Linked DNA regions of Homo sapiens: regions 1, 2 and 3 are each linked to region 4. The links are chromatin loops, found by intact Hi-C in ENCODE. Cell type or tissue: prostate gland. All regions are shown on one strand. Links, peaks and the distances in the headings refer to the core of each region. The heading gives the core; the rest is flanking DNA.

Region 1 (7,638 bases), core at 191-5,190, 170 kb after region 4:
AGCGGGAAGGAGGGGTATTTCAAATCGCGCCCGTGCCGCAGACCCGGGCAGTGGCTGGAGGCATGAGGAAGGAGGCTGAGAACTGAGTGCAGGCAGCCCAGGGAACCTGGTGTCTTTTCCTCCCGGGAATGAGAGCTCCCTTCCATTCTCAGAGTCCCCTGGGTCTGCGCGCAGGGAGGGCACCGGGGAATCGGGGAAGGGAGGGGAGAGGGAGACCAGCAGAACACCCAGTCCTGGAACACTGAAAATCCCCCAGAGCGAGGAGGTTGGCAGATCTCAGCCCCATCACCACTCACATGCCCTAAGGGGACCTGGGGTTACAGCACCACTGCCAGCCCCATCAAGGAATCCAGTGACCTAAAGAGAAAGGAATGGAGACAGTTTCACATGTGCTTCCGAAAGCAGAGGAGGGAAGTCAGAAAGAGAGGGGAGGCTGTGGAAACAGGGTCTGGAAGATACACAGAATCTCAGTCCAGTGCTCACTCACCACCCTGAGCTCCCTCCACCCCTGGAAGCCGGGGAGAACTTGGTGCAAGAAGCAACCATCTATTCCCTTTCTCTTTCTCCTGAAGGGCAAAGAGAAGGGAGAGGAGCCTGCCCTCCTCTCTGCCTGAGACACAGACTGGGCGTCCCGCTAGCTTCCTCTCCCCACCCCTTGATGCCTCGGCGCCCTCCCTGCCCCCTGCCGCAGACCCAGCAGACCCTGAAGGTCAAAGGAGTCCCCTTCCTGTCAACACAGGGTTGTGTTGTAATGAGGTCCTCTCAGAAATTCTCAAGGGTCATGATTTTTTAAAATTTCCCTTTCTGAGCTGTCTTTTGCTCTAGTGTCCTAGGAGCCTGTGAGGCCAGACTTCAGAAAGCTCTTGGGGCAGGGCCAGGAGAGAAGGGCCTGGGTGGATTCCCAGCCACTCAGGTTCCCACCAAACTCCAGTAAAAAGAACAAATAAATCTCCATGGCAAGAAGCTGTGGCCAGAGCTAATGATTGTAAATCCCAGCTAAGCCCAAGGTTAATGGGAGTATAGAGGAATTCTGGGAAAGGTAAGAGCCACCAAGACTAGGAAGATCTGTGTGTGTGTGTGTCTGTGCGTGTGTGTGAACGTGTGTCTGTGAGAGTGTGAGAGAGTGTGTGTGAGTGTATGTGAGTGTGTGTGGTAAGAGTGTGTGTGTTTGTGTGTGTGTGGTAAGTGTGTGTTTGTGTGAGTGTGTGTGGTAAGAGTGTGTGTGTTTGTATGTGTGTGTGGTAAGAGTGTGTGTGTTTCCATGTGTGAGTGTGTGTGTGTGAGTGTGTGTGTGAAGATGGGGACAGAAGAGAAAGAGAGAACTAAGCACAGAAGGTACTAGAGAACATTAGACAATTATCTGACTTTGAACTTATCTGACATATTTCCAAACCCCATGATAACTTAGGCCACGTGAAGTCACTGCGGAAGTCTTGTTCCTGTTTGGGGAGTGGGTAAAAAGTGTTCCCTGCTTTCCTTCCAGTGGGTTACCTGTTCTTAGGACTTGGTTCCATCCTTGGTCACAGCCGCTGACCTTCAAGAGCCCCTTCTATATCTGCGTTTCACCACCAGGTAGAGGCACCCAGCCTCTTGGGCTCACTGTCACCGTCTGTTTGCCAAGCTGACAGGGAGCACGTAGTGGATAAAAACTGTTTCCTCTGGGTGGTTAGGTGTGAGCCCTGGCCAGGCTGACTGACAGCCTGCTTGCACAATTCACTTCTAAGAACATCTCAGGGCTACTCCCAGGGAGTTCTGCTTTCGCCACTTCTCACTAGGTCTTTGGAGAATCACAAACTTCTTTCTAGCTCTGCTGTCAAGGGAAGAGCATCTCAAACTGGAAGCTAGGGGAGTTTGAGCTGCAGATTCAATACCGTAATCATATGTTTATGCCAGGCAGCCATTGCTACATCTTAGCAGGGTGTTCTACCTATGGGAATTTAACCACTGTTCATCCATAGCAGCTCCCTAGGGTAGCTGTCTACCCAGGGTTACTACACATAAGAATCACTTACAGACTTAAAAACATAAAGAGATCCGAGAGCCCCACCCGAGACCTACAGAATTAGATTGTCCTGGGAGAAGACTTGGGCAGTCGAATTCTTTTAAAAGCTCCTCAGATGAATCTGATTTTCATCTCTGGTTAAAAACACTGTAAGTGCTTGTTATAGTGGCTCACACCTGTAATCCCAGCACTTTGGGAGGCCAAGGCTGGAGGATTGCTTGAGCCCAGGTGTTTGAGACCAGCCTGGACAACACAGTGAGACCCCGCCTCTACAATTAAAAATTTTTTTTTTTAATTAGCCAGGTGTGGTGATACACATCTGTGGTCCCAGCTACATGGGAAGTTGAGGCAAGGAGGATCGCTGAGTCAAGGAGTTGGAGGCTGCAATGAGCCATATTTGTGCCACTGCACTCCAGCCTGGCAACCCTGTTTCAAAAAATAAATAAATAGATAGAAAACAACAACAACAACAAAACCAAGGTAAAATTTCAAATTAAGATACTGTTTAATAACATAAAAATTCATGAATCCATTTATTCATGAATCCAGTAGTTTTGGAGTTAGATATGTCTTCAAATCCCAGTCCTGCCCCTCACAAGCTGTGTGACCTTGGACCAATTGTTAATTTCTCTAAACTGCAAATTATTCATCTGTAAAAGTCCCTACCTCAGAGGATTATTGGTATCAAGAATAACAGTATCTACCTTATCTAACTGGGTGAGGATTACACAGTTAATACTGTAAAAAGGCTCAGAACACATTACACATATAATCAGTGTTAGCTCTTATGAGAGTTACTCTTACATACTAAATTACTTTTCAGGCTTAATAAAATAGTCCTCAAAGAGGGAAGAGAGAACCCCTCCTAAATATTAAATATCTTGACATCGAAGCACTCCTTATTCTCATGTTTTAAACTGCAAAACGAAGTTACTGGTAAAGGGATACTTTGACTTTGTAAAAGTTTAAGTAAGATTCTTTGCCAAATTTGGTACTGGCCTTACCTGCCCAGAGCTTTCTGACAAGCTACCATTTGTCCCGCCTTTTAAACCAGTGCATTTCAGGGAAAGGGAGACCTCTTGTGGCGTTATGTGCATTACAACGGACTTTCCTCAGAAAAACCAAGTTCTTCAAATCCAGTGGAATTTACTAAACTTGAAATATTAGCCGGGCATGGTGGTGCATGCCTGTGGTCCCAGCTACTCAGAAGGCTGAGGCAGGAGGATCGCTTAAGGCTGGGAGATCGAGGCTGCAGGGAGCCATGATCACACCACTGCACTCCAGCCTGAGTGATGGAGCAAGATCCTCTCTCAAAAAAATAAATAAATAAATAAATAAATAATAATTTAAAAATAAATAGGCCGGGCACGGTGGCTCACGCCTGTAATCCTAGCACTTTGAGAGGCCAAGGTAGGCGGACTATCTGAGGTCAGGGGTTCGAGACCAGCCTGGCCAACATGGCGAAACCCTGTCTCTACTAAAAATACAAAAATTAGACGGGTGTGGTGGCACCTGCCTGTAATCCCAGCTACTGGGGGCGCTGAGGCAGGAGAATCACTTGAACCCAGGAGGCAGAGGTTGCAGTGAGCCGAGATTGTGCCACTGCACTCCAGCCTGGGCGAGAGTGAGACTCCATCTCAAAAATAAATAAATAAAAATAAAAAATAAAATAAACTTGAAATAATTATAAACTGGTTTTAACGGTAGCTAGCCTATTCCCTCTCTTCATCTCAGATCTCTTCCCACTCCCTAGTTCTGTTCCCTGGTCACTTTCTCCCTCTATTTCCTGCTCAACTTCTCAAGCTTGACTGCTTCTCTGGGAACCTCAAAGGGAGAGAACTGGAAATCCGGAACAAGGAGAAGGACTGCACCCAGAAATCCACTGGAGTTCTTCTTAGCCATGGAAGGCTCAGCAGAGCGAGCCTCACCGTCCAGGAAGCCTTTCCAGGCAGGTGTCCTGGCTGAGCTAGTGCCCTTCCCACATGCTGTCTCCTCCCCCAAACTATGAGTTGTTTAAAGCAAGGATTTTCTTCTTTCCAAAAAACAGTGGATAGTGCTGCAGTGAACATAGGTGTGCATGTATCTTTATAATAGAATGATTTATATTCCCAAAGGAATATAAATATATATTCCTTGGGCACTGCCAAGTGCCCAAGCCACCAAACCCATTCCCAAAGGAATATAAATCAGTAATGCGACTGCTGGGTCAAATGGTATTTCTGGTTCTAGGTCTTTGAGGAATCGCCATAATATCTTCCACAAGGGTTGAAGTAACTTACATTCCCACCAAAAGTATAAAAGCATCCCTATTTCTCCACAGCCTTACCAGCATCTTTTGTTTCTTGACTTTTTAATAATTGCCATTTTGACCGGTATGAGGTGGTTTCTCATTCTGGTTTTGATTTGCATTTCTCTAATGATCAGTGAATCAACCCAAATGTCCATCAATGATAGACTGGGTAAAGAAAATGTGGTACATATATACCATGGAATACTACGCAGCCATAAAAAGGAATGAGATCATGTCCTTTGCAGGGGCACGGATGGAGCTGGAAGCCATTATTCTCAGCAAACTAACACAGGAACAGAAAACCAAACACGTTCTCACTTATAAGTGGGAGCGGAACAATGGAAACACATGGACACAGACAGGGGAACAATGGGGCCTGTGGGTAGGGTGGGGGAACAGGAAGAGAGAGAGCACCAGGATAAATCGCTAATGCATATGGGGCTTAACAGGCTTAATACCTAGGTGATGGGCTGACAGGTGCAGCAAACCACCACGGCACGTGCTTACCTATGTAACAAACCTGCATGCCCTGAACATGTACCTCAGAACTTAAATTATTAAAAAACCTGAGCACCTGCTGTACAGTAGATATTGCAGCTCACCTGTGTCTACCCAGTGCCTGCACATAGTGGCTGCTCCTGGTCTTCCCAGCATCTAGCAGCTGATGACCCCCTTCTGAAATCCTTTTTCAACTGGCTTCTAGAATCTCTCTCGGTTCTGCTCCTGCCTTACTGGTTCCTCCTCATCCCCCTGAGTTCTGTACCTTGGGAATGTCCCAAACCTTCGTTCTCTGGCTTCTTTATCTACATTCATTTCTGAGGAGGTCTCTAGTCACATGGCTTTGCATAACCTCCCTCTACCGATGACTTCGAAGTCTGCATCCCCAGGTTGCACCACTCTCCTGATCTTCAGTCAGACATCCAGCCACCTACTCAACATTTCTAAATATCTCACGAGCATCTCAGATTTGACAAGAACAAATGAAACTCTCAATTTCCACTTGCAAATTTGTCCCTCCAGCCGACTCCAAACTTATTAAAACCTTTGGAGTCAACCTTAATTCCTGTCTTTCTCTCACACCTTAAATCCAGTCCATCGGCAAATCCCTGAAGGGATTTAGATTAAAATAATTCCAGAACAGGCTGGGCACGGTGGCTCACACCTGTAATCCCAACACTCTGGGAGGCAGAGGCAGGTGGATCATGAGGTCGGGAGTTCGAGACCAGCCTGGCCAACATGGCGAAACCCCATCTCTACTAAAAATACAAAAATTAGCCAGGCATGGTGGCATGCACCTGTAGTCCCAGTTACTCAGGAGGCTGAGGCAGGAGAATTGCTTGAACAGGGAGGTGGAGACTGCAATGAGCTGAGATCGCGCCACTGCACTCCAGCCTGAGCAACAGAGCGAGACTCTGTCTAAAAAAAAAAACAAAAACAAAAACAAAAACAAAAAAAACCTTCCAGAACACATATTATCTCCTGCACTGCCAAGTGCCCAAGCCACCAAACCCATTGCCTGACTCACTGAAGTAGCTTCCTAACTGTCCTCCTTGCCTTCCCTTAGTCTGCACATAGTAGCCAGTGCTCTTTCAAAAGGTTAAGTCTCGGCTGGGCATGGTGGCTCATGCCTGTAATCCCAGCACTTTTGGAGGGCAAGGTGGGCAGACTGCCTGAGGTCAGGAGTTTGAGACCAGACTGGCCAAAGTGGCAAAACTCTGTCCCTACTAAACATACAAAAAAATTAGCCAGACATGGTGGTGCACACCTGTGATCCCAGCTACCTGGGAGGCTGAGACACAAAAATTGCTTGAACCCGGGAGGTGGAGGTTGCACTGAGCTGAGATCGTGCCACTGCACTCCAGCCTGGGTGACAGAGCAAGACTCTGTCTCAAAAAAAAAAAAAAGTTAAGTCTGGTCATGTCTCTCTCCTCTGCTTCCCCAAATGACTCCCTATCTCTCACAGTAAGAGCCAAAGAGCCAACACCTTTAAAATAGCCTACCAGGCCCTCCATGATCTGGCCCTACTCATCTCTCTCTGACCCCACCTGCTCAAGTTGCATTGACATCCCTGTGGTTCCTTCTGCCAAGAATGCCCCTCCCTCAGATGCCCCCATGGCTCACTCTCTTACTTCCTTCAGGTCTCTGCTCAAATGTCACCTTATCACAGCATCTTCTCTGCCCACCCCAAATAGCAACCCTATCCCTGGCCCACCCCTTCCTATCTCCTAATTCTTTTTCTCTCCATACAACTTACATGTTCATCACCTCTCTCTACTGAGGACAAGGATATTGTTCTGCTTACTGTTCCATTCCCAGAATCTAGTACAGTGTCCCTGGTGTGTTGTAAGCACTTGATATTTATTGAATGAATGAATGAATGAATGAATGAATGAACGTTCAATGAAAACTTGTTAAATAAAGGCATGTGGAAATCAGGATGTTACTTTTTTGGAACATCAGAGTGAGACTTAATCCCTCAATCCACAAACCAAATCCATTTTCCTAGATGTATCAGAGAAAGGAGATTAGTTTGGTACATCACATTCACAAAAGAACGTCAAATATCCCAATGAGGGACCCTAATGTTAAAGTTGGGCCAATTAGGTCTGAGCAGAGTAATTTTTAACTTCAAGATTCATGTTTTGAGGAAGATTTTGCTGAGATGTAGATAACTTACAACTTATTCCCACAAATCTGGAATGCCTAAACTTTCATGCAAGTTGGATTTTGAGTTACTAGGTCATTGGAACTTTGTGCTTTTCAATACTTACACCCTCCTAACACCTTCATATGAAAAGAATACGTATCATCATTCTCTGGTGACTGCTGCACTAATATACAGCACTAAGTAAATAACCAGAGCGCTGGCTTGAAAAACAAACTAAAAGGGATTTAAAGGCTTAAGAACTCGCCTTAATTCAAAGAACATGTTAAGCCCATGTTAAGCCCACTTAACATGAACTTGAATAGCTCACTACTTAATTACAATAGCTCCACTCCTCTACAGCTTTTATTTTATTTTTGAGACGGAGTCTCGCTCTGTTGCCCAGGCTGGAGTGCAGTGGCGCAATCTTGGCTCACTGCAAGCTCCGCCTCCTGGGTTCACACCATTCTCCTGCCTCAGCCTCTGAGCAGCTGGGACTACAGGCGCCAGCCACCACGCCCGGCTAATTTTTTGTATTTTTAGTAGAGACGGGGTTTCACCGCGTTAGCCAGGATGGTCTCGATCTCCTGACCTTGTGTTCCGCCCGCCTCGGCCTCCCAAAGTGCTGGGATTAAAGGCGTGAGCCACCGTGCCCGGCCCAGTTTTAATTTTTTTAAAGGTGAGCCAAAACATTAGTTGTGG
Region 2 (7,638 bases), core at 939-5,938, 170 kb before region 4:
TTTTAAGGTATCTTGTAGACACATTAAAAGTACAAAGTAAAAGTACACATTAAAAGTACAAAGAAACACTGAAATTAATTTTAATACGACATTTCATTTAACCCAATATGTCTAAAATATCATTTCAACATGTAATCAAAACAAAATTTGTTTGAAACTTATTCAAACTTATTTTGATATTCTTGGTGGGATTTTTTGTGCGGTCTTAAAAATCCATGTGTATTTTACACTTACAAGACGAGTCACATTTCAAGGGCACAATCACCACATGTAGCTTGTGCTATGACACTGGATAGCACAATTAGGGATTATCTACTCAGAACCCTCATTCAACAGATGGGGAAACTGAGGCCCTGAGTGGGGCAGTGACTGGCCCTGAAGAATGCAGCCTGGCCGCTTTATCCCACAACACCCTGCTGTGTAAGGTATCCAAGGCCCCCATCTACCCCTGCTGTCTGCAGAGTGGCCCCGGCAAAGCTCCATACCTGGCCTTCCAGAAGAGGTGCTGCCCATGCATTAATCAGGCTGGGGGTGGCCTGCAAAGCCTACTCGTCTATCATTCTCTCCTGGGGGTGCATCATTTGGAAGCATCAGGGTTCCCTGCAGGGAGGGAACACTTGAGTCCTCCCCCTTTTCTTACAGCCCCCACATGGGGTGGCTGGAATGCAACCACGTGGAAGCCAGGCAAGGCTGGGACAAGGGGAACATGGTGACTCTATCTCCCTGGTGGGCCTGGTCCTGGGGTCAGGAAATTCATTCTGCCTGCCTTGGTTCTGCCATTAGCTACTGAGGCCAGAGTTCACGGACAGTGGGCAGCTGACCCAGATCCCATATCTCTTCCCAGCTGTGAAAGCTTCTCTGCCAATCAGCCACCAGAGTCTTCAAGGCTAAATAAGAGGTAATGAGTCCGCTAGAAAAATGGGTCAGAGGCCAATTAACTCAGGCTCAGATGTGGCTGAGAGCCTGCTTTAACTATGGCAATGCCTACAGCACGAGGCAGAGCTGGGGGATTGGACCTTTCGAGAGAGGGGTTGAAGATGGAGCCTCAAATGTCTGAGGGGCCCAGGGCTTGCGGGTGAATCAGAGTCCCAGGCCAGCTTCCTGGGGACTTGCTACCTGCCCTGCCACCTGGCCCTTGGAAAGCAGACAAGGGCATATGCCACATACTCAATGCTTTGAGTATCATCTCATTTAACCCTTTCAACAACACGGTGTGAGATGCTGTACAGTGGCTGTCCCCATTTTATAGATGAGGAAACTGAAGTGCAGCAGGGGAGGGAACCTGCCCAGAGTCTCACAGTCAGTAATGGGAGGAGCTGGGATTCACACCCAGGTGAGCTTGACTCTGGGGTAGGGCTAGAAGGTGCACTTTCTGTTATAGTTTCACCCAGGGTCAAAGCCAGGCTCATTTAGGCCAGGCTCTTTCGTGCAGCCAGATGTCTCTCTGAGCTCTTGTTCCAGAGAGCCAGCTGCACTGGGAGGTATCTCTGTAGGTCCTGGGTGCCTCATACCCTCCACACTCAAACCTGAGCTCCCCTGACCTGCCCCTGCCCTGTCCGCCTCATGGAGACAGGAGACTGTCCACATGGAATTAGACTCCCAAAGCCATTCTGATCTCCTGCTGCTCCCTCAACCTCATACGCAGTGATCCATGCAACAAACATACACTGAGCATCTGTGATGTGCCAGGCACTGATCTACGTTCAAAGGAGGAACCAGTGGACAAAATCAACAAACATTCCTACGTTCCATCTCTCAGGGGCTGACTCAAGAGGAAACATGAATAAGCAAATGATGTGCCCCGGGGACTGCCTTGGAGGATGTGGAGCAGGGTGAGGAACTGGGAATCTTGGAGGAGGTTGCAATATTTATTGGGGTAGTCGGAGTGTGCCTTATTGAGAAGCTGACCCTTGAGCAAGATTTTAAAGGATCAAGAGAATGAGTCATGGGGGTATTGAAGGGAAGAGCATTCCAAAGAAGGGGAACAGCCAGTGCAAAGGTCCTGAGGAAGAAATGGCGCTTGCAAGCTCAAGGAATAGCAGAGTGTGGGTGAAGAGGAAGGAGTAGGAAGAGGAGAGAGATCTTAGCAGGAGATGAGGTCAGAGAGAAGACAGGGAGCGGGCAGATCATGCGGGGCCTTGTAGAACAATGCAAGGCCTGGCTTTGACCCTGGGTGAAATGATGCCATCTGATTTACCTTCAAAAAGGCTCACTTGGAGAGGGGAGGCAGGGAGGCCAGTGAGGTGGCTGCAGCCAAATTCAGGTAAGAGAGGAGAGGGTGGCTGGGACCGGGGAGAAGGGGTCAGATTTGAGTGTGTTGTGAAGACCGAGCTGCCAAGGCCTCCTGATGGGTTGGACAGGTTGACAATTGAGAAGGGGGAGTCTGCAGGTGGGGCAGGTTTGGGGAAAGATCAGGAGTCCCGCTTTGGAGCTGTGATGTGGAAAGCCCTCCTAGACATCCCAGTGGAGCTGTTGAGAGAGTCAGGTTTATGGGCTTCCAGATGGGGACAGAGGTCTAGGCTAGAGTGGCTGGCATGTGGGTAGATATGGTCACCAAGGGCTGGCCCCCAGGGCCTTGGGGAGAAGAGGAGGGATGAACAGAGGCAATGAGAAGGAGTAGTTGCAGGGTTGGAGGAGAACTAGGAGAGCTGAGCTGTGCCGGGTCAGGTAAGATGAGGACTGAGCATCGCCCAGGAGACTTAGCGATGTGGAGGTCATCAGGGGCCATGTGGGTGAGGCCTGGCAGGAGATCCTGTGTCTGAGCAATCTATACCTTTTATCCATGTGGCAGGCTGAATAGCAGCCCCCATGAGGTGCCAGGCACTAATCCCTGCAGCCCCTAAATATTGATATTAGCTTATGTGGCAAAATGGTCTTTGTGGCTGTGATAAGGATTTTGAGATAGGAAAATTATCTGCTAATTTATGGGCCCTACATACAATCCTTATAAGAGAGAGGCAGAGGGAGATTTGACACAGACAGACAGATGGCAATGTGACACCGAGGTAGAAATTGGAGTCATGCTGCTATAAGTTAAAAAGTGGCACAGCCACCAGAAGCTGGAGGAGGCAAGGAATGGATTCTGGCCTGGAGCCTCCAGAGGGAGCACAGTGCCCTTGACTCTTTAATTTCAGCCTAGTGATAATGACTTCAGACTTCTGGCCTCCAGAGCTGCGAGAGAATAAATTTCTGTGGCTTTAAGCCATCATGTTTATGGTAATGTGTCATAGCAGCTACAGGAAACAAACACGCCCCTTCTGGCATCAGGTCCCCTACTTCCCACCCTCCTTAGTCATCCTCTGTCCCTCATCCAACAATTGTCACAGCCTCATCACCAGGCTCCTGCTCCAGGCTGCCCCAGCACCTGCCCTCCCCACACAGAACCTGATGGGGTAACTTCGATTCCTAATACCCTCTGCATGGAGCCCACATTCATTAGCCTGAAGCCCAGTGCTTTTCCTGATAAAGCCCTAACAGTCTCCACACTCATTTCTCACCACTGGCTCCCACCACTTATGCTCCATAACCTCCATGCAATTTTCCTTTGCTACATGTTCTCTTAAGCTTCTGAGCCATTGTACTTGCTGTTCCCTCTGCCTGGAACACCCTTCCCTATCCCAGAAATAGGCATGGTTTGTTTCCTCATCGAATTTAGGTCTTTACCCAAAGAGCTTTTCTGATGACCATTTTAAAAGTGCAACTCCCTTTTCAGCCCCACATTCCTGATTCTCTTCCCCTACCTTGTTTTTCTCCGTGGTGCTTATCACTCACTATATATGTATTTAACTAATTTGTTTGTTGTCTTGTGCCTCCAATTAGAATTAAATTCCACAGGGGCAGGGAATGTAGTCTGTTTTGTTTACACTTGTATCTCCACCACCAAGGAATATGTCTGACATGTAATAAGAACTCAATAGATATACGCCGAATGAATGAGTGGGTGTATGAATGAATGAGCAAAAGAGACAAAAAACAAAACAAAACAAAACAAAACAAAAAACTAACCAGGTGTGGTGGCACATGCCTGTGGTCCCAGCTACTCAGGAAGCTGAGGTGGGAGGATTGCTTGAGCCCAGGAGGCGGAGGTTGCAGTGAGTTGAGATCATGCCACTGCACTCCAGCCTGGGTGACAGAGTGAGACTCTGTCTCAAAAAAAAAAAAAAAAAAAAAAGAGACTCAGAAGGAGAGGTCAGTGATATAGGAGAAAAGAAAGCCAGGAGCACATGATATCTCTGAGGCCAAGAGAGTTAAGTGTTTCTTAAAAATATAGAAACTTCTGAATCATCCATTGTAAAAATGAGTCAAGTCTAGGTATAATGCTAATGTATTTTTATTGCATAAAACTTTTTCGGGGATTTGATTATTGGCATGGCCTACCTGTGAGCCACAATATTTATTCAACAAAAGACCCATTCAGCTAGTTCCGCCAAACTCTTACATTCTCTGTAGATGAGGACGCCTTAAGTGCTGAGCCCTGCGCTATGCTTCATGCTGTGATTTTCCCACCAACCCTTTCCATGGGGTCTAGGGGCAGGTAAACAGAGTGGCCCCTCACCGTTTCCTGATCCCATTTCCAGGAAGTAACTAGCAGGAAAAGCTTGATGTGTAGCATGGTGTGTCTATATAAGGAGACACAAAGCTATGTCATTTTGAAAGTGGTAGTCCACGAATCCTATTATCTCGCAACTGTTCTCCCTCCCCAGTCCCAGTCATCTGTGGACATCTTTCCATGTCATTATTGAAAGATCTGTGTCATTTCTCCCATCACTTTAGGGCCACCTCATCCCACCCCAGAGTAACTATGGAGACCAGTTTACTGTGCGCCTTTCCTGGTGTGTCTGATCTTAGTCTCACCATGATCTGTCTATATAAACATACACATATATACACACAAACAACGCTGTGGGGAGGGACGCACGCCCTGTCACAGAGCAGCAGCTGCTTTCTGCAGACCAGCTCTCTCACCTGGGAGTCCCCCACAACCCATTCCCAGCCTCTAAGAAGCCCACGAGCAGGTGTGGGCTCTCCAGGGAGGTCGTGGTGGGGAAAGCAGCCCTTTCTGTGAGAGATGAGAGCGGGGAGCTGGGGATGGGCGTGTTAATAGTCCTCTCTTGCAACCTACACATGCTACTTTAGTTTTAGCAGGTCATGGCATCACACTTGAGTATCGGCCTGCGTCTTGCTTCCTTCACTCACCAGCTTATCTTAGAGCACTCTCCATGTGGAAATGTACAGGTCCACCCCATTGTGAGTGAGGGCTTCATAGAATTCAACAGGATGGCCAGGTCACACTGTATCCAGCTTCCCTCCCAGGGATGGATCCCCATGCAGTTCCGATCTTCTCCTTGCACGTTTGGAGGCTGGGGCTATTATCAATATCTTTACACACTAAACATTTACTTTGTGTAGGTAGATTCCTACACAAGTAGTAGGATTGCTAGATCAAAGGGCAAGGACATTTAAGATTGTAATTGATGCTGCTGCCGAGTTATTTTTTGCTATTATGGTAGCAAGTCACACTCGTCCTCCGTGCGGGTGAATGGATCCAGATGCACGTGGTTGTCAGTCCAGGCAGGGAAGTGGATGAGTAGGGAGGCACAAGGGAGCTTAAGAGGAATGGGGGCGTGTTCTGCCTTTTTTTTTTTTTTTGAGGCAGAGTCTCGCTCTGTTGCCCAGGCTGGAGTGCAGTGGCACAATCTCGGCTCACTGCAAGCTCCGCCTCCCAGGTTCACGCCATTCTCCTGCCTCAGCCTCCTGTGTAGCTGGGACTGCAGGCGCCCACCACCAAGCCTGGCTAATTTTTTGCATTTTTTTTTTAGTAGAGACAGGGTTTCACCGTGTTAGCCAGGATGGTCTCGATCTCCTGACCTTGTGATCCACCTGCCTTGGCCTCCCACAGTGCTGGGATTACAGGCATGAGCCACCGCGCCCGGCCTGCCTTTTTTTTTTTTTAAGAGACAGGATCTCACTATGTTGCCCAGGCTGGTCTCAAACTCCTGGGCTTGAGCGATCTACCCACCTCAGCCTCCCAAAGTGCTGGGATTAGAGGCATGAGGCACCGTGCCTGGCGTGAGTTCTGCTTTGCAGAAAGGATGCTGGGGGTGAGATGTATCAAAGACAGTGCAGCGGAGTGGATGTCACTCCCTCCCACCCCTATGTGGACTTCTTTCCTATTCTTCTTTTCTTGTGGGCCTTCTTATATTCCTGGGCAAGAGGGAACATCCAGGGTCAGGCTAGTGAGCACCTCCTTACATTTTGCACTTTGTCCCAGACCTGGCAAAATCATACCCATTTTACAGATGAAGAAAGTAAGGCTCAGGGCAGTGCAACGAGTGTCCAAGATCACAGGACCTTTAGCTGTGTCCCTTCTCCGAGGACTCCTGTGGAATGTAAGGGAGGCAGGATGGGGTCCTCCAGGGAGAACAGCCTGGCCAATAAGCAGAAGGGGCCTGGAGTCGGGGTGATTCTGGGGGTGCCACTAACTTAGCTTGGCAATCCTGGCTCCCCACCTCTCAGGCCACAGCTATGGCACCTGGAAAATGGGTGGGTGGACTTAGATTAAGGGTTACAAAAAGAAATGGCTACAGAGGACCCAGGAGACAAGTAGATCTGGCCGGTACACGGTTCTGAGACTTTGTGGATGCCAGGCCTGGGGTACTGTGCAATGATGGGGCATGCTAGGGCCTGGGCACTAGAGATGATGTCCTGGCTGAAGGAGCAGCCTCTACTCATGCTGGGAGCAGGGTCCCAGGAGGGGAGGCTGGTGCAGTATTGCCAGCATTTTTTCTTTTCTTTTCTGTTTTTTAAGACAGAGTCTTGCTCTGTTGCCCAGGCTGGAGGGCAATGGTGCAATCTCAGCTCACTGCAACCTCCATGTCCCAGGTTCAAGCAATTCTCCTGTCTCAGCCTCCTGAGTAGCTGGGATTACAGGCACACACCACAATGCCCGGCTAATTTTTTTGTATTTTTAATAAAGATGTGGTTTCACCATGTTGGCCAGGCTGGTCTTGAACTCCTGACCTCAAGTGATCCACTCACCTCGGCCTCCCAAAGTGCTGGGATTACAGGCATGAGCCACCATGCCCAGCTCCAGCATTTCTTTGGAGAAAGTGAAAACTTGGGTTTTCTTTCTCTTTTTTTTTGAGATGGAGTCTCACTCTGTCTCCCAGGTTGGAGTGCAATGGTATGATCTCGGCTTACTGCAACCTCCTCCTCCCGGGTTCAAGCGATGCTCCTGCCTCAGCCTCCTGAGTAGCTGGGATTACAGGTGTGCGCCACCATGCCTGGCTAATTTTTGTATTTTTAGTACAGACAGCGTTTCACCATGTTGGCCAGGCTGGTCTCGAGCTCCTGACCTCAGGTGACTCGCCTGCCTCAGCCTCCCAAAGTGCTGGGATTACAGGTGTGAGCCACTGTGCCTGGCCAAAACTTGGGTTTTTCCAGCAGTATGGAGTTGTGAAAGGCTGGCCATTCGCGGGGTTTGGGAGCCATCCCTTAGGCCTCCTGGGACTCTCAACCCTTTGCAATCCTCATGATCAAACACTCCTGACCTTTCTGAGCCATGGGCCTCTTCTCTGAGCACATCTTTTAAATGCACAAAATAAAAATATATTAGATTACAAAGGATTCCAATTATGT
Region 3 (7,638 bases), core at 1,364-6,363, 63 kb after region 4:
CTCTACTAAAAAAAAAAAAATACAAAAAATTAACCTGGTGTGGTGGCAGGTACCTGTATAGTCTCAGCTACTCGGGAGGCTGAGGCAGAAGAATAGCGTGAACCCGGGAGGTGGAGCTTGCAGTGAGCCGAGATTGCACCACTGCATTCCAGCCTGGGGGACAGAGCAAAACTCCGTCTCAAACAAAAACAAAAAACAAAAGTCAAACCAGACCATGAAGCTTATAATGATGTCAGGGTGTCCTCTGCTCTTCCCTCCTTCAATCTCTGATTCTCACCACCTAGGGATAAATATTCTCAACTCTTTTTGTTATTTAACAACTGAATATGCACACACTGCTATTTCTTGATTTATAGATTTTTTTTCTTTTTTCTGAGATGGAGTCTCACTCTGTCACCCAGGCTGGAGTGCAATGGTGCAATCTTGGCTCACTGCAACCTCCGCCTCCCGGGTTCAAGCAATTCTCCTGCCTCAGCCTCCCAAGTAGCTGGGACTACAGGCATGCGCCACCACGGCTGGCTAATTTTTAGTATTTTTAGTAGAGACGGGTTTCACAGCTTTAGCCAGGATGGTCTCAATCTCCTGACCTTGTGATCCGCCCACCTCGGCCTCCCAAAGTGCTAGGACTACAGGCGTGAGCCTAGCCGATTTTTAAATGCCTTTTAGTCACTTCTTTTCATGGAAAAAGAGGATTTAGTGCTCCTCCTCCATCTTGCTTCCCCCTGTGTCCTCCCAGTGAACTACATAATCATGGTGGTTAATCAATATTCCAGGCTTACATTATTCCTATTCTGTAACTCATGTTTGCTGATGGGTCAAGCTACATATTTTTTTCCTTGAATAATTTTTCATTTTTGTTTTTCGTGTGCTTAATTTTCCTCCCTGTCACTCATTTTCCCCCAAAGCTCAGAGCTGTAAACCCCTTCTGATTATGGCCAGACACTTTGTGCTCCAATTTGATCTCTTTCTCAGGCAGATTCCAGCCATCATCAGATGCTTCCTTTTATTACTTAGCAAATCCCCTTGCTTTTCTCTATCATGGGTCCTCTCTTTGCAGGATTCCATCCATTCCTCCTTCCTATCTTGCTTCTTCATTGTGGTGGAACACATCTTCCAGGCCCTTTCTAAGAAAGGATGGATGAGAAATAAAGGTGCAGTTCTGCAAATGTTTTCATCTTACCCTCACACTTGATTGGTGGTTTGGCTGGGTAAAGACATCTAGGCTGAAAATAACTTTCTCTCTGAATTTTGAAGGCACGGCTTCATTGACTTCTCATTTCCAGCCTTGCTGCTGTTGAGCGTTGAATATTATTCTGCCTCCCATTTCTTTGTATACTGCTTACTTTTTGCCCCCTTCTCTGGTAACTTTTAGATTTTCTCTTCATCCACCATGTCTTGAAATCTCACAGGGATTTAGGTGGGTCTTCCCTGGCTTTGCGGGTGGTAGGTGGACCCTTCCAATCTGAAGAGAGCCAGACTGCATCTCCCCTTCCAGCTTCCTCTTACTCCTAGACCATCTTTTTGAATTTAGAAACCAAGAATTTGGCTTCTTTATGCTCTCATCTATGAAGAAGTGGTTTTCATCACTAATAGTAAGAGTGTAACAAACGAAGCACATTCATTAATTCCTCCACACACGTGTCTTCCACAGGGGAGTGGGGAGTAGGAGGGTGGTCTCCAAGCTCCTTCCTCCTCCCCTGTCAGGCTGGCTTTTTATTTTTATTTTTTTTTTTTTGAGACAGGGTCTTACTCTGTTACCCAGGCTGGAGTGCAGTGACGCCATCTCAGCTCACTGCAGCTGCAACCTCCTGGGCTCCAGCGATCTCCACACCTAAGCCTCCCGAGTAGCGGAGACTACAGACACGTATCACCACACCTGGCTAATTTTTGTAGAGACAGGGTCTCACTATGTTGGCCAGGCTGGTCTTGAACTCCTGAGCTCAAGCGATCCTCCCGTCTCGGCCTCCCAAAGTGCTGGGATCACATGCATGAGCTACAGTGCCCTGCGAGGCCGGCTGTTGACCACACTTACATCCTCAACTCCGCCCACCTTTGATGGACAGCATATTAGTCAGCCTGGGCTGCCATAACAACAGAAATGGTTTAAACAACAGAAATTAATTTTCTCACTGTTCTGGAGACTGGGAGTCAAAGGTCAAGGTGCTAGCAGGCTTTGTTTCTTCTGAGGCCTCTCTAGATGACCACCTTCTGTGTCCTCACATGGCCATCCCTCTGCGCCTGTCCACCTCTGGGGTCTCTCTGCATGTCTGAGTCTCGTCTTCTTTGAGAACACCTGGTAGGTTGAATTAGGGCCCATCCTAATGGCCTCATTTTTAACGTAATCACCTCTTTAAAGGCCCCGTCTCCAAATACAGTCATATTCTGAGGCACCGGGGGTTCGAACTTCAACATGTGAGTTTGGGGGAACACAGTTCAGTCCCTGTAGATGGGGTGCTCAATAATGATTAGAAACCCCACGGTGCTGGTTAAATCTAACCACTGGTTCATGGGCCAGGTGAAAGGAAACAGACGCAAATCAGGAAGGATTCTGTGTGAGTGCACAGTAGCCAGGTCACTCTTCTGGGAGGGTATTGCAAAGTCGAAACGCGGCATGCTCCACCTCCAGCTCACCACCGTCCAGCCCAGGAAATCCACAGGTCTTTGCAGGTGCCATGCACGCTATGCTGACACAGCACAAGGGACACTTACTGATAGGTCCTGGGAGGACACTGAAGGACAGGACTGCCTCCCGCATCTCCACAGTGACTCTTGGCCACACCATTTGTTACATTTCCTGGGTGCCTTCCTAAACCTCCAAGCTGCCCTGGAATCCCTTGACTCCCATCTACAATATATTATTAGTATAAAGGGAGTCGACGAACTCACAACCACAAGCTGCAAATTCCAGTGACGTCAGGGTCAGGCAGATAACATAAGCAAAGGAAGGAGACAGAGGGACGGACATATGAGAGAGAGTGATGAGGACTGGGGCTAAGTGGAGAGGGACTGCCCTGCCAAAAAGCATTTAAATTCAATGCGTGTTGGAACACCATCCCAGCCAAAAAACAAAACAAAACAAAAAAAAACCAACCAAACACAAACCAACCAACAAAACCAAGTTTGCTGACCAAATGCAGCCTCCAAGCATCTAGTTGGTGATCTCCACTGAGGATATATGGTTAAGAGGACAGGCTTTGAAGACACAGACCTGATTTTGAATTTCACTGTTTCTGTGAAACAGTCTGGTCCAAATGTTAGAGATGTGTGAGAAATATATGAAATAAAGCATGTAGTGCTTAGTGCAGTCCTGACACATAGCAAGTGCTAAGTTAATAGTAGCTATTAATATTACTGTGGTAAATAAGAAAGTAGTGACGTGATTCTAAGCCTTCACTTCTCAGGAACAGTGCGGAGAGTACTCACGTGTGGAGTGGTGGTGCCTCCTGGTGGTCATAATTAGGAACTGCAGAGCAGTGTAGCAGGCCTAACAGAATGATTAGGAGCCAAGAGGGCTAATTTACGGTCAGACAATGGGTTTGACTCCAGTTCTGCCATCTGCGAGTAGGTGACACAGGTCATTCACCTCCATGCTTAGCCTCCATATTCAACTGCCCTACACCTACAACCCCACGGAGTGGCTCTGACAACTTAACAAGACAATATGATATCACTTTTAAGGGCTTTACTGCATACTAAGTGCTACGATCCTAGGATGATCCTGGCATGATGTCAGAACTCAGAACACCGCAGCACCACACTGCCAACATCCTTCTCTCTTGTGAGAAGGTGAAACAGGTGGGTCCCCAGTTGTTACTTATTTTTTCTTTTATTGGGTGGCAATGAGAAGGGGTTACTCTGGACCGGAGCCCCTGACCAGAAAAATAGATCTGCTGTATCACCTGAAATTCACTGGAGCAAAATATTCCTTTGAGTTATGCATTGCTCTATCCAGACTTCTCTTTTAAACCGGAAGTTCCCCCAGAAGGGTGACTGTATTAGTTCCAAATACCCACATGAGCATGAGTTTATCAGCTGCTCCCCTCCCTGACAGGAGGAGGGGACTGGGGGACACTTTGTGCTGTCATTACCTCCGTTTGGGACCCCTGCCCCAGTCACAGCCTTCTGCCCACTTGCCATTGCTGGCCTACAGAGCTGGCTTCCTGCCTGCCTGTGATGGGAGACCCTGCCTTCAAGCTGGCTGAGTTGTCCCCAGGAGGTAGAGAACCAGAGGCCAGGCCTGACCTCAGACTGCAGGGTCCCCTCTCCCACGGCCCTCTGGGGAAGCTCCCCGCACCCAGGCCTCCTCAGCCCTGCCCCTCCTCCCCAGGTCCTGAGCTCTTCTTCCAGCAAACAGCGGCAGCATCTGCCTGGAAACACAGGAAAGGTGCCTCCACTTGTATCCTTTCCTGCCGCCAGATGGAGAAATAAAAACAGGAATAACAGATCCCACTGCCAGAGCACGTGTGCTGGGGCCTCTGCTGGGCACTGCAGACCCATTGGCTCATTTCATCATCTCGCCAACCCCATGTGATAGATGCAATGATTGTTCACATTTCACAGATGAGAAAACTGAGGCTCAGAAGGGTGAGTGAGTTGCCGAAGGTCACAGAGCTTGACAGCGGGGGAGCCTGGGTGGGAACCAGGCAGACCAATGCCTGACCCTTCACCATGGTGCAATGTTTACCCAATGGGAAGCCATCCCTTCCACCTCCAAATCCAAGAGGCTGCTGCTGACCAAGATCCAGCCCATTACCCTACTGTCAGATTGATCACATGAGCATGAATTATCAAACTGACACTCTGACCCACCCTGACAAATGTCACTGGCCAAATGTGTGACTGGTCATAACTGACAGATGGACAGACATTTGGCTTGGGAAAGCTAGGACCTGGCTAATGTTTGCTTTTAAAAGATCTTAATTTTTTTTTTCATTTTAAATTGAGGTATAATTTACAGCCTCTAAAATGCCCACATTTTAGATTGATGTACAGTTGATGTGGTTTTGTTTTCTTGTTTTTGAGATGGAGGGTTGCGTCTTGCTCTGTTGCCCAGGCTGGAACGTAGTGGCGTGATGTTGGCTCACTGCAACCTCCACCTCCTGGGGTCAAGGGATTCTCCTGCCTCAGCCTCCCGAGTAGCAGGGATTACAGGCATGCACCACCACACCTGGCTAATTTTTGTATTTTTAGTAGACATGGGGTTTCACCATGTTGGTTAGGCTGGTCTTCAACTCCTGACCTCAGGCGATTGGCCCACCTCAGCCTCTCAAGTGCTGGGATTACAGGTGTGCGCCACCCCGCCTGGCCAGATTGATGAGTTTGATACACGTGTATGTCCCAGTCAAGCTACAGGACATTCCTGTCACCCTAGAAATCTCTCACACCCCTTTCCAGCCAACCCCTGCCCCCACTGCTCTAGGCAGCCACTGCTCTGATTTCTGTCACTACAGCTAGGTTTTGCCTCTTCTAGAATTTCATACAAATGGAAGTACTGGGTATGTACATATTTATGTGTCTGCTTCCTTCACTTAATGGCTTTTAAGTTCATCCATGTTGTTCCCTGCATGTCTTTAATTTCTTCCTTTTTGTCCCTGAACAGGATTCCATTTTAAGCGATCGGGCACAGTTTGTTTTTCTGTTATCCTGTTGAGAGTCATGTGTGTTGTTTCTAGGTTTTGACAATTATGCCTAAAGCTGCTATGAACATTCTTGTACAAGTCTTTTTGCACATATGTTTTCATTTATTTTGGGTAAATACGTGGGAGTTTAAATGCTTGATCACAGGGTAGGTATATGTTTAACTTCAAAATAAAACCTGTCAAACTGTTTCCCCAAGTGGGTGTATGATCTGGTCAATTAATTTTAACTACTCATCTGGTGAGCCAGAACTACCTACCAACTGACTTCCTTTCCAGACAAATACCATGTGACTCATGAGCTGGGCTTCCAGGGACTAGAATTGTTCCTGGGGACAGGCTGGGTGCTGACCAGAAGCAAAGGATGACATTTGAGAAGTTACCTGGCTGGCTGCCCGCCTTCTGGGGCCTGTGCTGCGCACTGCAGACCCACGGTCTCCCTTCTGCCCCAGCTCCTCTTGCAGGCTTCTGAGGCAAAAGAACTTCTGCCAGGCCAGGCATCCCAACTCCCTCTAAAGAAACCCTCAGCAAGATGCTCATTCGGTCCCTCACATCAGTGCCAGGTGAAGAGAACGTGACCGGGGCTATCCTGAGGCTGCGGGTGGCCAGGGACGTAGGAGGGAGAAGGCAGGAGCTCTCTAGGCCAGACTAGAGTTCCATGCTCAGGCGTGAGGCTGTACAGCCCTATGGTACACCTCAGATCTGGGAGAGGGAATTATCTCACCTGTGAGAGTGTGGACAATACTGTCAATAGCAGCTCAGCCCTGGCCTCATGTCAGTTATCAATTGCTGTGTAATGAAGGATCCCCAAGCTTACGGGTCAAAATGATTATTCATTCTATCTCACAAACCTGTGGGTTGACTAGATGGCTCTCCTGCTCCACGTGGTTGGCTAGGGCGACAGGACACTGGAGCTGGAGCATCAAAGACGGCTTCTCTCCATATCCAGAGCTCAACTGAGATGACTGAAACATCTGGGGTTGACTGGGCGTCTCTCTTCTTTCTCCATCCATGTGGCCTGTCCATGGAGCTAGCTTGGGCTCCCTCATCACATGGTGGTCTTAGGGGCATCAGGCTTTTTTTTTTTTTTTTTTTTGAGATAGGGTCTCACCTTGTCACCCAGGCTAGCATGCAGTGGCATGATCACGACTCACTGCAGCCTCGACCTCCCTGGGTTCAGGTGATCCTCCCACCTCAACCTCCTGAGTAGCTGGGACTACAGGCACACGCCACCATGTCTGGCTAATTTTTCTATTTTTTTTTTTTTTTGTAAAGGATGGGTCTCACTATGTTGTCCAGGCTGGTCTTGAACTCCTGGGTTCAAGTGATTCACCCACCTCAGCCTCACAAAGTGCTGGGATTACACCATGACCAGCTGAATTGGACTTCTTAACATGGTGTGGCAAGCTGAACAGTCTACCCCCAAAATTCATATCTGCCCAGAACCTCAAAATACGACCTAATGTATGGTTGTATATGACCTCATCTTAACTAGTTATATCTGCAGAGATGAGAACAAAGTCTTCACAGATGTTAACTAGTTAAGATGAGGTCATACTGGATTAGGTTAAGCCCTAAATCCAACATCAGATGTCCTTCTAAGGAGGTTGGAAGACAAACAGATACACACAGGGACGAAGGCCATGTGAAGATAGAGGAGGAGACTAGAATTATGCCAACACCAGCCATGAAATGCCAAGGACTGCCAGGAGTCAAGAGACAGGCATGGAATAGATTCTCCCCTCAGAGCCTCCAGAAGGACCCAGCCCTGCCAACACCTTGATTTTGGCCTTCTAGCCTCCAGAACTGAGACAGAATACATTTCTGTTGCCTTAAGCTGCCCAGTTTGTGGTACCTTGTTATGGCAGTGCTGGGAAACTCACTTGCATGGTGGCTGGGGCCTGAAGATGCAGCAGAAGCTAACGGCGTCTTAAAGGCTGATCCCAGAACTGACGGAGCATCACCCCGCCATGCTTCATCCGGCAAGGCAGGGCCTCTCAGC
Region 4 (7,638 bases), core at 987-5,986:
CTCCTGGCCCCTGTTTTTCAGAGGCATTAAGCAAAAGAAATATGTCTTTTTACATTTTATAAAACTCAGAAAAATGGCTTTAAACAGCTTTTGCTCTCCTGCTATAATTATTTATTTTCAAACACTCCTGCAGGGGACCGCTCCGTTTTCTTACCCTGAACTCCTTTTTCTCATAAATGAACCATCACTTCAATAAATCATTATGGAAACAGAGACTAACACCGGCTCTGAAAGGTTGAAAGATTTATGTAACACATTTATGTTTCCCATTTTCTCATTCTGGTACTCGGCTGCAAAAGCTAAGCTAATAAAAGCTGCTATTAATATTTCTTGTTGCCTAGCAACCCCAGAGCGGGAGTAATAGCTTCGGCTAGAAAAATAGATGACCGATAAGGAAAAATTCAATTCTTTTATTATCTCAGGGGGAAATGGCCTTTTACTGGAACATTATGATGTACGAGTGTGAAGTTGAACACAAAAGATTTTTTTGTATGTGTTTGTTTTTCTGTTTTTAATGAACATTATTTTACCTCCACTAACTCTTTTAGGGCACTTTTACTTTTCTTTCGTAAACCCCCCATCCCATCCCTCATGCTTAATTTAGCAGCTACAGTAGTTAAGAATCTGTCGGCGTTCTTTAGTTTAAAAATGGTTTTTGCAAAGGTTTACAACTCGGTCATAAAAATTCACTCCCTGTTAAAACTCAGGCCAGTGATAAGCTAACACGCAGGCTGGTTTTCTGTGAACAGGATCACGTTTGTTGACGAGATAAGATTCATGGTTTTCCCTACAAGAAAGGTCGGAAAGGAACAAAACATGTTCTTTTCCATGTCCCAGTTTTCTTTGGAACCAGGGACACTGTCTCTTTTGAGAACCGTTTGCTCTGCAGTTTGGGATGCGTTCACACTGGGAGAGGATGGGGCACAGATATTCACTGAGCACCTGCTCTGCAGAGCCTTGGTGCCGTTCCCTTCTCCCAGCACCCTTTAAGGTAGGAACCATTAGGGTGCCTATTTTTCAGATGCAGAAACTGAGGCTTAGAGAGGCCAAGGGATCAGGCTGAGGTAGCATCTTTTTTATTTTTAGTAGAGACAGGATTTCACCATGTTGCCCAAGCTGGTCTCGAACTCCTGAGCTCATGCAATCTGCCTGCCTCAGCCTCCCAAAGTGCCAGGATTACAGACGTGAGCCACTATGCCTGGCCTGAAGTAGCATCTTAAACCATGGTGTTTCCCACCTGTGTTCTTTAGCGCAGGGGTTCCCAACCTCGGCACCACTGACATTTTGGGTGGGATGATTCTCTGTTATTGGGGGTGTCCTGTGCCTTGTAGGATGTCTAGCAGCATTCCTGGCCTCTACTCACTATTCCTGGCCTCTAGTAGCACTACCCTAGTCAAAATAAAAACGAAAAATGTCTCTAGACCTTGCCAAACATCCCCTGGGAGCAAAATCACCCCTGGTTGAGAGCCTCCGCCTGCTGTTCGCTCTGCTGAGAAGGCTGTTCCACCTTGTCCACCCAGTGAACTCCTATTCCTGTATGAGGACCCAGTTCAGAAGTTATCTTCTCACAGAGGCTGCCTGGATGCTCTGGGCTGGAACGAGGGTGAGGCATGTGAGATGCGTGCCTCAACCATAAAATTTAAAGGTGTGTCCAAAAAGTCATCAAGATAAAAATAGTGTTTTAACGAAATATTTTGAAAAGGCAAGATTAACACAGAAAACCATGATGAACAACATATCAGAAATGTAAATTAAGGTGGGATCAGTCTGAATTCATGGCAATATGTGGTTGTGCATTTACCAGGGGCCACCAGCCTGGGATGGCCTGAAGGCTGGGCCTGGGCCTTGTGTCTTTCTCTGGCCCCAGAATCTAGCAAAGGGCCTGGTTAGCAGGTGACCTTCAATGTCTGTTTATTAATTACTGAATGAATGGGAGAAGGGAATTACTTGTCCAGGGTCACATAGCCAGAAAAAGGATAGAGCTGGGACTTGAACCTGGGCCTCTGACTCTAAGCCCAGTTCTTCCTGCACCCGCCTGGCTGAGTATGAGTATGGGGTGAATCTTTGTTGTCCGCTGAGTAGGGACCTAAGCTGTGGACGATTGAAAGATGCTCTGGGGTGCTCACCGTCTAGGAGTGGCGGGCAGGGAACAGTGGCCGTGATTTCAGCTTGGTGTCAACCCGGCTTTCCCTGGGGCTGTTATTTCGGCTTCACCACCTCTGTGCCAGGCGAGAGCTGACGTGGGCAGCTCAGTGACATGTGGAGCATCCCCAAGAACATCACGATGGCCAGCCCCTTGCAGCACTGCTCATGCCCATGGGGCCAGATGCTTCACCTTGGCCTTTGGAGGTCAAGAACCACACCTTATTTGACCTTGTATCCTCTCAGTGAACTTTTCCTAAAGGAATGGGTGAATTATTTATAACTGTCATGTAACATTTATTTAGCAGTTACTATGGAACTGGCACCTACTTAAACCCTTTCTATTTATAATCTCACTTAATCCTTGACCCTGAGAAGGAGGTACTGTTATTGTTGCCATTTTACAGATGAGAAAACAGAGGCACAGAGGGGTAAATGACTTGGCTACACAGTTATCAAAATGATGGTGCCAGGAATTGAACCCAGGCAGCCCGACTCCCCAGCCTGGGCTCTCCATATCTAGCCCATGTAGCCTTCCAAAATGAATGAGTGAATGAGCAAGGCAGTGAGCGGGACAAGATGGAGACCCACTTTATCTGCCCAGCTCTGAGTTGAGCTATTCATATTCATAAATAATCTCAACATGAAGTGTGAGGCACTTGCAGCTTGGAACAAGAAATGGAAGAAGTGCTGAGCTCAGGGGACTGTCCCGGCACCGAAGGCTTCCTGGAGGGGGTAGCCTTGGGGGCCAGAGGACAGTGGGAAAGCCTGAGAGGAAGAAATTTCATATGTGCATGGACCTCCCTGTTCAGACCTGATCACCACCCCTTCCGCTGAAATTCATAAAACAATTTGTGATGTTTTATGGTTGCTCAGCTGCCCTCTGGTACCCACCCTTTCCATCCCCTGCTGGGCTCCTAATCAGAGCACTCGAGGCTGAGTGCAAGGGCCAGGTGTTTAACTTCCACTCCAGGCAGCATGCCAAGCCTAACAGGGTATGAACTCTGAGAGCTGCTCCTGAGTCATGAGGGAGAATTAAGGGAAAATCGCAGCGACATTCGTCAGCTGCAGCCTCGATATTACTGGGTGTAATGGCTCTTTCCTCCGAGTGCATATTCAGGACCATGTTTGGGAAAATGAGCTTTTAATGTACCGTCGGCATTGCTGAGAAGCCATCTTTGGCTCCGCAGAATGTCTGGAGCACATAAAACTTGAGATTTATTGGAGTCATTTTCCCCCTGCTCTGCCTGGATAATAAAAAGTCAGTCTCATGAGCTCTCTTTCTCTCATCTTGTGGCTTTGTCCATTTAGAACTCGGAGCCTTTATAAAAGGCAGCAAGACAAATACAGCTCATCTAAATATTAAAGCTCCAGGAGAGAGTGTCGGGGGACTATGGAAGACTGGAGGCTGGGAGCGTTTCCAGGACAAGCGCGCCCCATCAGAGATTTAAGCTCAGCAGCTGTGTTGGGCTGGGGCCCGGGCTATGGTGGTGGCAGCTGCTTGCCCAAGCAGTAGCACTTAACTGGGAGTCTGGGGTCCTGGGTGCCTGTTCTACCCCAGTGGGTGACCTTGGGTGAATTACTGTCTCTCTCAGAGCCTCAAGTAAGATGGAGCTGATGCTGTCTACTCCACAGAGTGTGGGAATCAAACGTGCCAATGAATATTTCTGATGCTTTGCTTCATGTGTGGCATGTAGCAGGTGTCTGAAAAAGGTTTGTTGACTGACTGACTGACTGACTGACTGACTGAAAAATGAATGAATGAATGAATGAATGAAAAATAAATGCCTCTGTAAACACCTCAAACATCATTTTTGGAGACTAAGTTACATGGGGACCCTATAGCATCTTCTGTCTTACACAGCAGTCTGCTTCATATCTTCTAACCCTCCTGTTGACTTTAAGGGAGATAGAATTCTGCTCATTTACAGATGTGTTCCCAAGACCTAAAGGGAAGGTGGCTTGTCCAAAGACACACAGCTAGGAAGTGGTGAAGACAGGATGGGACCCTGATTCTTTTGACCCCAAGTGCTTTATGTCCTCAACACAAAAACATCCCTCACCCTATCCTTGGCCCAGGCCTCTGAGCTGGGATGGTGGGCAAAGGTGGGACCCTTGCCCCTGTCTCCCTATCGAGTGTGGGTGTTGGTCAAAGCTCTCAGCTGAGACAGGGTTAGGAGGGCAAAAGTGTTGGTTTAATGGCTCTGTCTCCAAACTCCTGGTAGCAAGGAAAAAGGGAAGGAATATCAGGTGAGTAGTCAGAACCTGTCATAGGGTGTGTGTGTTGGGCAGAGCTGTGGGACTGGGATGCTGGAGCCCTGAGGAATCTCTAACTAACTAACTAAGCATGGTTAGTTCTTCCTGTCATCCCGGAAACTGATAACAAGACCGCGAGTCAGGAAGCCTGGGTTTAACTTCCTGTCTCTGCCACCACTAAGAGATTGTGGGAGACAAGTCACTTTCCTTCCGGCCTCACTTTCTTCACCTGTTGAATGGACAAAACCTAAATCACCCCAGGGAGTTGTGGAAAGGATCAAGGGAGAGGGGGCTTCTAAAGCATTTCATGAATGAGCTCCTCAAGAGATTCAAGTCTCTGGAGGGTGTGGATCACAGCCGGCTCAGGAGAGCCCCGGGATTAGGAGGTAGGGCTCCAAGGTCAGGCAGCATCAGCTGCACATGTAACCAGCTGTGCGACCTCAGCCAAGCTGTTTAACCTCTCTGTGCCACAGTTTCCTCCCAGGGTTGTTGTGAAGAGTAAATGAGACATTAGAGATGCTATCTGGAGCCGCGCTAGAGGGAGGTCTGCCTGGTCCCACAGGCAGCACTGCAGCGTGGATTAGGCCACGGAGTTGCTGGCATTTGTTCCCCAGTGTGAACTGTGAATCAGTCATGGGTCACAGGCCAGAAGTAGGTGGAGCTCCTGCATAACTTCCTACGTAAGACGGCCCCCCAAGGGAGGGAGAGCATTAGGACAAATACCTAATGCATGCGGGGCTCAAAACCTAGATGACAGGTTGATAGGTGCAGCAAACCACCATGGCACATGTATACCTATGTAACAAACCTGCACGTTCTGCACATATAACCCGGAACTTAAAGTAAAATTAAAAATAAAAATAAAAATAAAAAGATGGCCCCTCTTGGCCAAGGGCAGTTCTCGAGAAAGGGGCAGGTGTGTGCCTTTGGCAGCCACACTCCCAGCAGGGGATCCAGCAAGACAGACTACTGCTGAGCTGCTTCTGGAAACGTGATCCTAAGGCCAGCAGCAGCAGCATTGCCTGGGGACCTGTTAGAGATGCAGATTCTCAGGCCCCTCCCTAGACCTGGTGACTGGGAGACTCGGCTGGGCCCAGCAGCCCATGCCTAACCACGCCTCCAGGGGCTTCTAATGCCAGCCCAGAACACTAGGCTGTGGTCATCCTCAGTTGAGCCCTGAATTCTCAGTTGTTTTAGGACACATAGGATGCACTTGTGTTTCTGTTTGCCTTGAGGATTTCATCACACTGAGGATGGTTGCAGACTTTTTCCCCCCAGAGGAACTCGAGGACCGACACCTCTGCCTGTGGTTCCTGGTTCTTTCCTACCCTGTGCACCTCCCATTGGGACAGGCCTTGAAGCGGACCCTCTGGCATGATGACAGTCCCAGCCTGTGATCAGAAAGACTCTAGGTTTTCCTGAATCGCACGACGCCTCATCCTGGGGTGCTTCATGGGCAATTGTGCACCAAGGGCCTAAGAAGAACCAGGAACAAAATGCAACAGGGAAAAGAAAGGGGGCCTAGGACAGGGGAGGTATCAGGGACGTCTTGTGACCAGAACGCAAAATTCCTCCCACTGCTTATGGGGGAGAGGGGTGTGCATATGCCGGGGAAGGGATGGATCAGCAAAGCCCATTCTTTGAGATCATAGGAGGACAGAGTGTGAGCAGGTAGACAGACTCAGACATTTGCAGCACTGGTAGCAACTGGCCCGGGAGAACTGGACCTTCGTCAGAAGCACAGGGTAACAGCAAATTATGGGGCCGTAAGCCGAGATTCTAAGACTGAAGGATCAGCCTGAGATGGTCGCTACCCCATCCCACAGGACTCCTCTTCTCCTTTGGGAGCCCCAGACCTGAGGCCCCTGTCCCTGTGCACACAAGACCCCCAACCACTCCCTTTTTGTCTGCCTTGTGAACTTGACACCTTCTTACCTTCTGCTTCTGTATCCCTCCTCTGAGAAGCAGATTAACTCTAGCCAGTACATTGGCTGTGCCCTGCATGCTTCCACTAGGTCGACTTTTTTTTGAGAAAGAGTCTTGCTCTGTTGCCCAGGCTGGAGTGCAGCGGTGCAATCATGGCTCCCTGCAGCCTCTACCTTCCTGATTCAAGCAATCCTCCTGCCTCAGCCTCCTGAGTAGCTGGGATCACAGACACACACCACCATGTCTGGCTAATTTTTGATTTTTTTTTTTTTTTAAGAGATGGGGTTTCCCTGTGTTGCCCAGGCTTGTCTTGTACTCCTGGCCTCAAGTGATCCTCCCACTTTGGCCTCCCAAAGTGTTGGGATTATAGGTGTGAGCCACCACACCCAGCCTAACTGACTTTGATCACACTAAACCAGAACTGTACCTTCCCATAACCCACTGCAAAATGAATTCCAGATGTGGTAGGGAGCAGGCTCACTTTGCCCTTAGCACGTGGCGGAAGGCCCGTCACCCACACATGCGTCCACAGCACAAGTGAGCAATGGCCGGCCGATGACGCTGGAGACAAAACTGTCCTTCGGGAACAGCCCCTTAACCGGGACTCTCCTTGTCTTCTCTGTGCCCATGGCCCTGCTGAGAGGGGGGTCAGCACATTGCCAGAATTAATGTCACTGGCCTTGGACTTGGAGAGAACTGGATTTTGAGTTTCTCCAGCTACATGCGTGTTGAGGAAGTTACCCAGGCCCTCTGAACTTTAGTGTTTTTTTTTGTGTGTGTAAAATAGATGTATTATTCATTCTTACCTTGTGGGTTGCTTTGAAAATCAGATGCTGTCATGATTATAAAGTACTCAGCATGGGAGCCATGGCAATGCTATTATTTGTCTCTAAGCACTTTACGTGTGAGCTGTCTCTTTTTCTTCCCTGCCAACCACATAGAGGGCTCTGTATCCTTTCTGGTTCCCCCAGGAAGTCCACCTTCCCAAGCATTGGTGAACTGACAGTGGATACCCACATGGTCTCACAGGGGTACCTGGCACAAACAGTTTACTCATTTTTGCAGTTCCATGCCTTATTGTGGCCACAGTCACTGTGAGCCTGTGAGTGTATCCCTGCCCTGTGGCATGTTCCATGCCTGGTTCTTCTCTCGGTTCTGTCTGTCACACTGTGAGCCCCTCAGCCCTGGCATCTCCCCTATACTTACCTCTGTGCCCATGAAACCAAAGCTCCTCCATGGGCAGGACCTGCCTTCGTTAGAAATTAGCTTAGTGACCCCTGAGTGGGGTGTCCTTGGGATCCACCCTCCACCCCA

The links. Peaks named below come from ENCODE experiments on the same cell type or tissue, not always from the same donor. Only the 100,000 strongest peaks of a DNase experiment are listed, where the experiment ranks them.
Region 1: a loop joins it to region 4, with 7 times the contacts of the local background. A loop is called at or near these places in 3 of 110 quality-filtered maps.
Region 2: a loop joins it to region 4, with 6 times the contacts of the local background. A loop is called at or near these places in 6 of 110 quality-filtered maps.
Region 3: it touches region 4 in a loop (2.6-fold over the local background); 4 of 110 quality-filtered maps call a loop at or near these places.

The regions. Positions count from the first base shown.
Region 1 is chr20:44,187,328-44,194,965 of GRCh38, forward strand. No RefSeq gene overlaps it. Among named protein-coding and RNA genes, the nearest start is that of JPH2, 4.0 kb to the left of the region's middle. In prostate gland, for the core only: a CTCF peak has its summit at 3,086 (motif pointing left); DNase peaks (open chromatin) are centred at 296, 898 and 3,074; H3K4me3 peaks cover 163 bases; H3K27ac peaks cover 1,678 bases.
Region 2 is chr20:43,841,830-43,849,467 of GRCh38, forward strand. No RefSeq gene overlaps it. Among named protein-coding and RNA genes, the nearest start is that of LINC01728, 49 kb to the right of the region's middle. In prostate gland, for the core only: a CTCF peak has its summit at 3,123 (motif pointing right); no DNase peak of the experiment used is centred there.
Region 3 is chr20:44,077,489-44,085,126 of GRCh38, forward strand. No RefSeq gene overlaps it. Among named protein-coding and RNA genes, the nearest start is that of JPH2, 110 kb to the right of the region's middle. In prostate gland, for the core only: a CTCF peak has its summit at 3,454 (motif pointing left); DNase peaks (open chromatin) are centred at 3,453 and 6,013.
Region 4 is chr20:44,015,220-44,022,857 of GRCh38, forward strand. The region is part of intron 3 of TOX2 (TOX high mobility group box family member 2); the gene reads left to right. Among named protein-coding and RNA genes, the nearest start is that of TOX2, 100 kb to the left of the region's middle. In prostate gland, for the core only: no CTCF peak of the experiment used is centred there; a DNase peak (open chromatin) is centred at 3,122; H3K27ac peaks cover 2,004 bases.